Linked DNA regions of Homo sapiens: all the other regions are linked to region 3. The links are chromatin contacts, found by Hi-C or POLR2A ChIA-PET in ENCODE. All regions are on one chromosome and are shown on one strand. The core of a region is the stretch at or near the end of the contact, and the rest is flanking DNA. Distances in the headings are between cores, read along the strand shown. Region 1 holds the start of SCAF1 (SR-related CTD associated factor 1). Region 2 holds the start of PPP2R1A (protein phosphatase 2 scaffold subunit Aalpha). Region 3 holds the start of CLEC11A (C-type lectin domain containing 11A).

What was found. Hi-C counts contacts between places; a loop is a spot of excess contacts on that map. ChIA-PET counts read pairs that join two places held with the same protein, here RNA polymerase II (POLR2A). Pooled maps may share reads with other maps.
Region 1: a pooled map shows a loop between it and region 3 (22-fold over the local background). The contact joins the promoter of SCAF1 here to the promoter of CLEC11A in region 3. A Hi-C loop is called at or near these places in 5 of 50 pooled maps. POLR2A ChIA-PET finds 5 or more read pairs at or near these places in 2 of 52 experiments (activated CD4-positive, alpha-beta T cell and activated T-cell).
Region 2: a loop to region 3 is called in a pooled map, with 4 times the contacts of the local background. The contact joins the promoter of PPP2R1A here to the promoter of CLEC11A in region 3. A Hi-C loop is called at or near these places in 1 of 50 pooled maps. POLR2A ChIA-PET finds 5 or more read pairs at or near these places in 3 of 52 experiments (HepG2, activated CD4-positive, alpha-beta T cell and naive thymus-derived CD8-positive, alpha-beta T cell).

What each region holds. Positions count from the first base shown.
Region 1 is chr19:49,640,399-49,644,079 of GRCh38, reverse strand. SCAF1 (SR-related CTD associated factor 1) reads right to left here and starts at 1,871. Exons shown (of 11, transcript NM_021228.3): 1 at 1,838-1,871. RefSeq lists a silencer at 1,661-1,950 and enhancers at 1,981-2,330, 2,441-2,540, 2,081-2,750, 2,751-3,420, 3,421-3,681.
Region 2 is chr19:52,187,966-52,191,530 of GRCh38, reverse strand. It overlaps PPP2R1A (protein phosphatase 2 scaffold subunit Aalpha), which reads right to left and starts at 1,479. Exons shown (of 15, transcript NM_014225.6): 1 at 1,357-1,479. The coding sequence starts at 1,434. RefSeq lists enhancers at 1,264-1,503, 954-1,921, 1,834-2,053, 2,064-2,113, 2,144-2,273 and 1 more.
Region 3 is chr19:50,721,130-50,724,686 of GRCh38, reverse strand. CLEC11A (C-type lectin domain containing 11A) reads right to left here and starts at 1,323. Exons shown (of 4, transcript NM_002975.3): 1 at 1,015-1,323; 2 at 596-782; 3 at 86-277. The coding sequence starts at 1,161.

The sequences.
Region 1 (3,681 bases), core at 622-3,121, 1.1 Mb after region 3:
ATGGCTGTGAATACTCAAAGCCTGACTTCTGCCACACATTTAGAGCACCTCAAGTGCTCAATACGGATGAAGAGGAATGACACTATTAGCCCTTAACGCCCAGGTTTCCCCTACATCTGTCTCCTCGCTTCCCCCACAGCATGCCTGCAAAGACAAGGCCCTGGTCCTGTTCTAGATCCCATATAGATTTTCAAACCATGCCAAGCCTCCATATTCAGCCTCCCAGCTCCACCTAATTCCTAACTTCCTAAGACACACCCAACCCTGATAGTCTATTACATCCCAGCCTCTTTCACCAATACTCAATAAGCTCAGCCCCAGTTCCTGGCCCTGGAACTGCTCTCCAGCACCTCCCGGGGAAGCACATGCTACCTACAACAGTGACTGTCACATATCAGAAGCTTAATCAACATCTGCTGACTACAGGCTGAGGGATCCCCAAACCCTCTGCAGTATACAAAGATGCTTGCTTGCTCATTTAGAAAGCACCAGGCTTCGCAGACACACCCTCAGCTACTGAGATCTTCTGAACAGAAGAATGCTCTGCAGATACTGCTAGGTCCTATCTGGATCAGTGGTTTCCCCAACAACAGGGTCATATACCAGTTTAGTGCTTCACAAATAGCTTGTTTTAAAAAGTAAATAGAACAAAATAGTTCTTCACAGCACAGCACAAGTAGTAAGTGGAAATGTCAATTCGTGGAAGGTGAGTTAATGTTAATACATTATGTTATATAATGTTAAATACATTATGACTGTCTGTACCAGGTCTCAATGAAAAAATGTATCTTAATGCAGATCACGGTCAACATGGCCCAGGTTTCCCCTTGAAAAGCACTGTAATAGTGGGTCTAGATGACCCTCCAGACTCTTCCAGACTAATGTAGATTAATTCTAACTCTCTCAATAACCCCCAGGGTAATGCAGAATCTTAAAACATTTTTCATTTGAATTACTGTCTGAAGGGCAAGTATATCTAAGCTGGGCAAAATTTCCTCATTCTCTTTCCGTATTATTATTCGCCACAAGCTGCTCTGACCCCAAAGGCATTCGAATTTGCTCCAGGCATCAAAACTGCATTCCTGCAGTCACATTAAAGCCATCTAGATGGTTCCAGGTCCTTCTAACTGCCCCCAGCCTCCTGTCACCCATTATTAGACACTACCCATACCTTGGAGACCCCAGACCCTCAGTACATCTCAATATTTGGCGCCCTTCCCTGGTGGGCATAACCCAACCCCCTAGGGGGCCCTAAATGACTTCTTAGCCCTTGAACACTCCTTCTAGGCCTGATAAATGGCCCCAGACTTATGCAGACCAGTTGCATCCTCAGGCCAGCCCATGCAGACACTTTCCAGCCCTAAAAGACATACCCCAGGCCTCTAGATGGCTCTGAAGATACTCTTCAGGTCTTGCAGACCCTCCTTCACCCCTGGGACATATCTCAAGATCTCAAGATGGCCCCAGAACCCTCTAACCAGACCCTAGCCTCCGGTCAGCCCAAAAAGACAATCTACAGTGTCTACAGACACGATCCAGGCCAGCTGTGTGATGGAGGGCAGGCCTTAGGCTCGGTCTAGGCCCAGAGACGCCCCAAGTCCTCTCGGAGACGCCCCATAGACGCCCCCAGGAACCCACGGATGCGTCCCGGGGCCCTGAGAAGGCCCCCCTCTCGGCGCCAGGTTTCGCCGCAGCTGCCGGGCCCGAGACCGCCCCGAGAAGCCCTCTAGGACCCGTGGCTTGTGGGGAGGACCCCGGGACAACTAGCGACCCAACTCCGCCCCGCCCACCCCAATAGGCCCGAGCCCCGCGGCCCGGACTGCCGCCGCCATCTTACCCCGCCGCTCGGGCTGCGGCTCCGGCCCCGGCGCGGGGCGGGGCGGGCTGGGGCGGGGTTCGTGAGCAAAGGAGGAGAGAGGCGGAGCTAAAGCGCCGCCGAGCTTGCCGGGATTTCAAGTACCGAGCACGGCGACGTGAAGGCCGGCGGGAAGGCAACCGCACTCGGTTTCCCAGAAGCCAATGGGACACATGGGGCGGGGTCCGCGCGATGCACGCCGGGAGGCGTAGTCCGCGCACCGCCTCTGTCGCGCGGGGACAGCTAATGGGGTGAGAGGTGAAGTGGGCGGGGCCGCGGTAGCCCGCGATGACGCCCCACAGTGCCCTGCGCGCGCGCGGAAAGGGTGGCGGAACAGGAGGTGACGTAAGAGGCGCCAGGCAGAACAGACGCAAGGGAATTGTAGTCCGGCGGAGTGAGCACGACTTGCTGGATGTTGTGCTGCCCACATTCTGGGGCTCTCAGAATCCAGATCCTCTAGGCCCCCCTAAATTTAGAACCAGACGGGATGCAGTGGCGCACACCGTAGTCCCACTCGGGAGACTGAGGCGGAAGGATGGCTTGAGCCTAGAAGTTAGAAGCCAGCCTAGGCAATATAGGGAGACCCCGCCTCTAAAAAAATAAAAATAGGCCAGGCGCGGTGGCTCACGTCTGTAATCCCAGCACTTTGGGAGGCCGAAGCAGGCGGATCATCTGATATCAGGAGTTCAAGACCAGCCTGACCAACATGGTGAAACCCAGTCTCTACTAAAAATACAAAAATTAGCCTGGCGTGGTGGCTAACGCCTGTAATCCCAGCTACTCGGGAGGCTGAGGTAGGAGAATCGCTTGAACCCGGGAAGCGGAGGTTGCAGTGGGCCAAGATCGCGCCATTGCACTCCAGCATGGGCTACAAGACGGAAACTCCGTCTCAAAAATAAACAAATAAAAATAAACTTAGAACCTAGAAGCCCGACCCCATAGCCGCCTCGTTCAGTACAGAGAAGTCTGAATTCCGAATCCTCTCACTCAGAGCAGTGTCCAGACTCCTATTTCCCTCCTCCCTCCGACTCAGGAGTCTGATTCTTCCTTCCTCGGATCCAAGAGTCGGTCTCCCAGACTAGTCCTGGTCTCAAGCTCTCACATACGAATTCGGGTCCCCCCAAGCCAGTGCCCTCGCTCGGATCCAGAATCCTGGGTCCCCAGCCTCTCCAATTCCTGGACCTAAGAGTCCAGGCCCCCGGCTCCCTCCTTTACCGAACCTAGTACGAAGGAACCTGTCTACCTTCCTCCCTGACACCCTCCTCCCCAGGACCCAGGAGTCCACATCTCCAGCCCCATTTTCTCCTAAGGACCCAGGAGTCTGGGCCCTCTGCTTCCTTCTCCTTCAAGACCCAGAAATCCTGGCCCCAGGCTCTTCATGACCCAGGCATCCCTACTTGGGCGAGCTGGCTCATGGATTAGGAATGCAGTGATCTCACGGCCCCTCCCTGCCCCGTTACCCTGCTGTCCCCCTCTAGGGCCCCACTCTCCTCCCAGTCTGTCTTCCGCTTGGCTGGGACAGCGGGAACCGGAAGCCTGGGTCCCTTAGCGGGCGGAGACTCTAGCTTCTAACCCAGACGCCGGGGTCGAAAGCTTGGCTAGGATCCCAGGAGGGAGGTGGAGCTACTCCTCAAAACCTGCTGCTTCCTCGGAGCGCCCTATATACGGCCGCGCGCGCGAGTCGACGAGCTCCGCCTACCATACTAAGGCCTCGGAGACGATGCCCCAAGCAGCAGTGTCACAGGGGTCCTTATTTGCATAGCCCCTCCCCTGAGGAACTTTCCGCCCCGTCTGCTGAAAGAATAAATTCTTATTAGCATAGCCAC
Region 2 (3,565 bases), core at 230-2,729, 1.5 Mb before region 3:
CAGGTTACCCAGTGCACCTTGTCCAATTTTATAAATGGGAAAACAGACCTAAAGGGAGGATGGGACCTCTTTAATCACCACTCCCAATAATTACAGCTAATATTTATCGAGCCCTTACAACAGGCCTGACACCATTCTACTTTTTATTTGTGTCATAATTCGTTCAGTCCCTCACAAGTCCCTCCAGCAAGACCAGGACTACAATTAGCCCATATTTTATGGAACACAGAGACCCAAAGCGGTGAAGTAATTTGCACAAGGTCACACAGCAGGTGGGAGGTGGACTTGCAGTTCTAACTGTTCTCAATCCCACACCAGCCCGGCTCAGAGCCTTGGGTCACCTCATCCCATAACCAGGAATGTTCATCCGGGCTGGGCGCGGTGGCTCACGCCTGTAATTCCAACACTTTGGGAGGCCGAGGCGGGTGGATCGCTTGAGGTCAAGAGTTCCCGACCAAGCCTGGCCAACATGGTGAAACCCCGTCTCTGCTAAAAATACAAAAATTAGTCGGGCGTGGTGGCTCGCGCCGGTAATCGCAGCTAATTAGGGAGCTGAGGGGCGAGGATGGTTTGAACCCGGTATGCAGAGGTTGCACTGAGCCGAGATCGCGCCACTGCTCCCCAGCCCCAGCCTGGGCGACACAGAGACTGTCTCAAAAAAAAGAAATAAATAAATGTTCATCTGCTTAGCAAATCCCTCAACCCCTATCCTGGTCAATGGGAGGATCCGGGGAGATGGGGAGGCGGGTTTCTACAACCTAATTCGCTCCTAAACTTGGCTAGTCCCCACCTTTGGTGGGGGGGTGTTTTTGCGTCCCCGTCCTCTTAGGACACCTAAACCAAAATGAGAGGCGGAGGAAGAGCAGGAATTAGGATGGCAGGCCTTCGCCTCTCGGTCCCCACTTGGCCCAGCAGTCGAAACCCAGAAAACAAAAAAACCTTCCCAGGTCCCGACCCACCCGGCGGCCCTCCCCTACTTGGAGCAAGTCATGCGCGCCCCACATCCCCAAGAGGCCATTCAGAGGCCGCCGCCAATCACGGAGTCCTCCTCTCTCCCAGACCCAGTCCGCAGACCCCAGCCCTGGCCACAACCTCCCAGGACCGCGGACCGCCGCGCGCACAGGGCAGGCCCGGGACCCTCGAGGCTAGCGCTGGCCCCCGCCCTCCACTGGGCCGACACCCAATCGGGAGCGCCGTCTCAAGGAGTCCGGGCAACCGGGGAGATAAGAGACGCACGCTGATTGGCCGTCGCCCCCTTCCGCCACTCCCAGCGAACGCTGAGTCTTCTCCGCGAGGGCCGCCCGTGCCCCCAGGTACCCCTCCGCGTCTTCCCCAAGTCCCCCGTAGCCTCCGGACCTGAACGTCCTCATTGCGGAGTTCGTCTATGAGCACCGCGATGGGGTACAGCGAGTCGTCGCCGTCGGCCGCCGCCATCTTGGCTCCGTCCCTTTCCTGTCAGACTGCGGCCAGCGCTGTGCTGAAACGTGGGGGGGGCAATGCTGGGAGAAGAAGGAAGGGCGGGCGTGGGGGCGCCCGAGCCAGTTTACAGGGGCTGCTCCACGGCCATTGGCCGCGCTACCCAGGGCTAAGCTCGCGTTTCTTTGGTCCGGACTTGTGAAGTCCCGCCCACTTCCGATTTGCCATTGGTCGAGTGAACAAGATTTGACTAGTTTGAGCCTAGGAGAGGGGGAAGAAAGCGGAAGTTAGCCGTGTCCTAGCGACCAAGATTGTACCCGCCCTGGTCGCTGCTAACAACGACCGAGACGAGCAGTAGTTTCTAGCCAATGAGGGGCGACATGGGGAGGAGGCTAAGCCTGCCCTTTCTTGAGTCCCCGGGAAGGCTTCTGCGCGTGCGTCGGTGGTAATACGTGACGTCCTGTGGGGAGCTGGAGGGTGTGCAGGTTTTGGGTTACCAGGCCGTGGTTCCGCTGGCTGGCTGGCTGGCTCTCCGCGCCGTTGCGCGGCAGGAGGAGGGAGTGAGACTTTGATTTGTGCTTGATTTATGCCAAGGCCCAGAGAAGGGAGCGACTTGCCCTTCTCTCTTTTTTCTTTTTCTTTCTTTTTTTTTTTTTTTTTTTTTTACTTTTTTAAAGACAGGGTCTCGCTCTGTTGCCCAGACTGTAGTGCAGTGGCAGGATCTTGGCTCACTGCCGCCTGGACCTCCCCGAGCTCAAATGATCCTCTCGCCTCAGCCTGCAGAAATAGCTGGGACTATCGGCGCGCGCCGCTAGGCCCGGCCAATTTTTAAAAAAATGTTTGTGGAGACCGAGTCTCACTGTGTTGAGCTCAGTTGCCTTGCTGTTTGGATGAAACCCAAGCCCCTCGGGCTGGTATTCAATACCCTGTCTAGGCGCGTCTCCCATCTGTTTTTTACCTTTTATCTGATGTCCTGGAGAATTACAGCTGCCTGAGCACTTCTTGCGTTTTCATGCCAGCAAGCCTCCTTGCCCAAGCTGTGCGTTCTGCTAGGGGTGCCTTTCATATTCACTTCTGAGATCTCTGCATAAATGCCTCCCCTTTACTCCCTTTCCTCTCTGTCTTCAGGCTCTGTTCTCTAGGCTTCCAGAGCCACAGAACCCCTCTCTCTGTCTCTCCAGTCCCATCTATCTCTCTGTCTCTCCAATCCCATCTCTCTCTCTCTCTCTCTCCAATCCAATCTCTCTCTCTGTCTCTCAATCCCAGAGCCTGGGCTGTGACTATGTATTCGAATTTGTTTCCTCCATAGAGTGGGAGCAGGATTGGATCTGACTAATCTCTGTTTTTAACCTCTTCAACACAGCCCTACCCCCCCACCGCAATCTTAGGACCACTCTAACTGAGGGAGTTGAATGGGGATGGGAAGGCCTGGGATGCTCTTTCCTCCTTTATTCTGCTACTTGAAGGGCTAGGCTGAGCTAGCACTCTGACAGATCTGAATACCCACAGCATCTATTTCTTTTTTCTTCTTTTTCTTTTTCTTTTTTTTTTTTTGAGACGGAGTCTCGCTCTGTTGCCCAGGCTAGAATGCAGGGGCCCGATCTCGGCATACTACAGCCTCTGTCTCCTGGGTTCAAACAATTATCCTGTCTCAGCCTCCAGAGTACCTGGGATTACAGGCGCCTACCACAACGCCCGGTTAATTTTTGTATTTTTAGTAGAGACGGGGTTTCACCACTTTGGGCCAGGCTGGTCTCAAACTCCTGACCTCAGGGTGATCTGCCTGCCTTGGCTTCCCAAAGTGCTGGGATTACAGGTGTGAGCCACCGCACCCGGCCTTTTTTTTGAGGCGGAGTTTCGCTCTTGTTGCCCCGGCTGAAGTGCAGTGGCTCAATCTCTGCTCACTGCAACCTCCACCTCTCGGGTTCAAGCGATTCTTCTGCCTCAGCCTCCGGAGTAGCTGGAATTTACAGGCATGAGCCACCACGCCCGGCTAATTTTGTATTTTTAGTAGAGACGGGGTTTCACCGTGTTGGCTGTCTTTGGTCTCGAACTCCTGACCTCAGGTGATCCGCCCACTTGGACTTCCCAGAGCGCTGGGATTACAGGTGTGAGCCACCGTGCCCGGCCCAGCATCTATTTCAAATAC
Region 3 (3,557 bases), core at 74-2,573:
GGACACCTAGGGTCACCTTCTCAACCAGTCCCATTCCTGGCCCAGATAGTCTCATTTTTTTCCACCCCGCGCGCCGCGGACTCACCCTCCAAGCGGCCGTGCTCGCGCTCGGCGCGACCCTGCGCCTCCTGCAGGGCTTGCACGGCATCGCGGGTGTCGCCTGCCGCGTTCCGCAGCTGCCGCAGCCCCTGGGTCAGCTCGACCACGCGGGTGTCCAACGCGTGCAGACGGACGTGCAGCTGGTGCAGGCCTGCGTCCAGGCCGGCCAGGCGGCCCACTGCGGACAGACAGGGATCATGCTGGAGGGGGAGCCTGGAGATGCAGCGGGGGGCCTGAGGACCTGGAGAACTGGGATCTAGGGCTCCTGAGGGCGGGGTGGCGGTGGGGGGGGCACCCCGGACTCCTGGAAGGTAGGGTCGAGTGGCCCAGGCCTTTAGGAGGCATGGCCGTGGACCTGGGGCTCCTAGGGGTGTGGGGGCTCTGGGCTGGGCAATGGACAACTGAAAGGCCACTTGGCAGTGAACCGACCCTTCATTTTTGCGAAAGTGACCGCGGCGGCCTAGGAGTTTGGGGGTGAGGGCTTCTGGTTACTCACGGATGTAAGTGACGATGTCCTCAGGGGTGGGAGAGGGGCTGGGGCCGGAGGATGGGGTTGGCGTTGCTTCCTCCTCCTCTTCCTCCCCCTGGTCCTCCTCCATCTCCCAGTCCTCTTTTCCCTCAACAGTTCCGGCAGGATTCTCATCCCCCCTCCCAGCAGGCAGTCCTAGGGCTTCCTGCAGATGCTGGGGCAGGGGAGGGGTGGTGAGCCCCAGCCTGCCACCAAGATGCCCCATTCACCCCTTTCCAACTCATAACTCATTCTCTGCTGCCTGAGTCCTGTCTCTGAGCCCATCACCCTCCCACTCCTCTGAGACTATCCCAATCGCTCCTCATTGTCCATTTCCCTAACCTTGCAATACCCCCTCCCAGACCCACAGTTCACCACCCATAGCTCCCTGACACTCCAGAGCTCACCTTCAGCATCAGGGCCTCCCTCTCCCGCTCCTCCTCCTGGGCACCTCCCCAGCCTCCCTCCCACTCCCTCTCTGCTCCCCGAGCCCCATGGCCAAAGCCCAAGAGCTGGGGGACCACCAAAGCCCCCAAAAGCCAGGCTGCCTGCATTAAGCTGGACTCTTGGCACCCAAAGTTCCAGATGTCTGGATGTCTGGGGTGGGAGGGGTGGCCTCTGGGAACTGCCGAGTGCCCCTGCCCTGTGTGCAGGTCACTAGCCCCCAGGTTCCCGATTCTCCCAGCTTCTCTCTTCCTGTTCCTCTCCTCGTCTCTGTCCGGTCCGTTGGTCTCCTCTGCTTCTCTGTGTGTGTCTCTCCCCGCCCCTCTTGGCTCCCCGGAGGCCCTGCCTCTGTGGCCGGAAACCTCCAACGTTCCAAAGCCTAGATCCCGCCTTGGGTCTCCTCGCACACCCTCCTCTTTCCACTTTCCAGAGCTCGCTTCCGCCCTGCTCTTTCCTTCTGCTGTAGCCCAAAGATCAGATAATCAGGAAGAGGATGGAGCTGGCTCTCCAAGGAATCTTGGAAAACACAGGCCCCGGCCTCAGCCCAGGAACCCGCTCAGAACCATCTCGGCAGTGGTGGGATGCTGGGACCGAGCACTGCTCCCTTCTTCCCTGCCTGGCCATTCCTAAGGAGGGGCAGACCTCAGGGTCTCGCTGAGGTTGTTATTACCCTGTGGCCACCATCGCCTGCACACTCAATGGAGGAGACTCCAGGGCCCCTCCTGCCCCCTAGATTGCCCATCCTACCCTCCAAGCCCTTGTCTGGAGATCCAAGTGAGTGTGTGTGGGGGCAGGGTGACACATGTGAAGAGCACGCGTGTGACTGTGTGCATGACCCTGGAAGACGGGGCTCGGGGATTAATTGGCCACTTTACTAGAAGCCTCCTGCAGGCCAGGCTGTGGGCTGGGTGATGCTGGGGACTCCAGCTGCTTGCAGACCAGCAGCCAGATAGCTCCGGGGATGAGGGGGCTGGAGATGGGAGAGGGTGAGGAGTCTGGCGGAGCAGTCAGGGAAGGTTTCTCCAGGAGGTGAAATCGACAGACGCTAGGTTGTGTGCTCAAGGAGCTCTGAGCATTCAGCAAGCCACCTCATTTCAGCCTGGACCACTGCAGTCTCGCCCTCCCCCTCCTTCCTCCTGAGCCCCTCCAATCCCGGCTGCTTGCCGCAGCCAAAGCAATCCTTCCAAACCATAAATCAGATCACATCACTCCCCACTCCCCTGCTCCCCCACCTTCCCATCATAAGCAGGAGGGAAGCCAAGCCCGGGCCTCAGTCCTCAGCGCAGCCTACCATGCTGGGGGCTGGGAAGGAAGAACCCTTTGCACCTCTGCAGCCTCATCACCCCCATTCCCTTCACCCACCCCCAGCCTCCACCTTCCCTGGCCTCTTGGCTCATCCCCAAATACTAAGCTGATTACAACCTCAGAGCATTTGCACTAGCCCTTTCCTCCTTCTAGAAGCCTCTTTCCCCAGCTCCTTCTCATCATCGAGGTCTCAGCTCCAGGAGGTCTTCCCCAACCACCTTATCTATTCCGCAAGTTACTTTATTAAAATGCCCCATTTCATCTTTTTGGTATAATCAAGACTGGCATGATCTTGTTTGTTTATGTCTGTTCCCTGCCAATGAAAGCAGGGATTTTTATGCACTGATGCATCTCCTAGCACAAGGCCTACCTAGCACATAGTAGGTGTTCAATCAACCTGTTGAGTGGGCGAGAGGGTAGCCGTTCCTGGTGGGGTCAAAGGCCTGGAAGCTTCACCTCTTTGGTTTGCTGGCACCCAAGTTCCCAGGGTGGTGGTGGCAGGGTAGGTAGAGGTGGTGAGGGCAGTGGGAGAGAGGCTTGGAGGCAAGGAAGAACAATGCCATGCCATGCCCCTCTATGTCAGGCCCATGAGTCATGCAGGGCTTTTCCCGCCCAGGCCTGGCTGGTGGTGCCAACAAGCATGGGGCACACCAGCCAAGGATCACTGGGCCTGCTCTTCAAAGGAGGAGACCGAGGCTCTGAAACAGCATAGCCTGCTGGAGGTCACCAGTGTGGCGGCAGCTAGCCAAGGTTTCTGGCTCCAAGAGCAGGGCATCTGCCCTCGGCTGCCGGGAGCCCCAGGAGGGGCCTTGGAAATCAGTGCCTCCAGCCTTCCGTTTTCCAAGAAATCCTGGTACATCGAGGGCACTGTGACCTTGGGCAGACTGCTCCCTGCCTCAGAGCCTGGGCCTCTCAGGTGCCCATCGGGAACCTGGGGCCCCTCACCAGGAGCTACAGACCTCAAGAAATAATGCGTATGTGGGGAAAGGCCTTGTAAAGTGTGCAGGGGTGCACAGCCTCTCTGGCTGCTGGAGCCAACATGGGCAGCTGTGCTTTCCCCGGGCCCAGCTGCTCACCACCTGGGCTAGTGGGTACGCATCAAGATAGAGGCCTCCCCAGGCTGAGCAGGCACCTCCTCCAGCTCATACTCGGGTACCCCGGAGAGCCTGCAGCTGGAGGGGAACCCAGAAGCTGCCTAGAA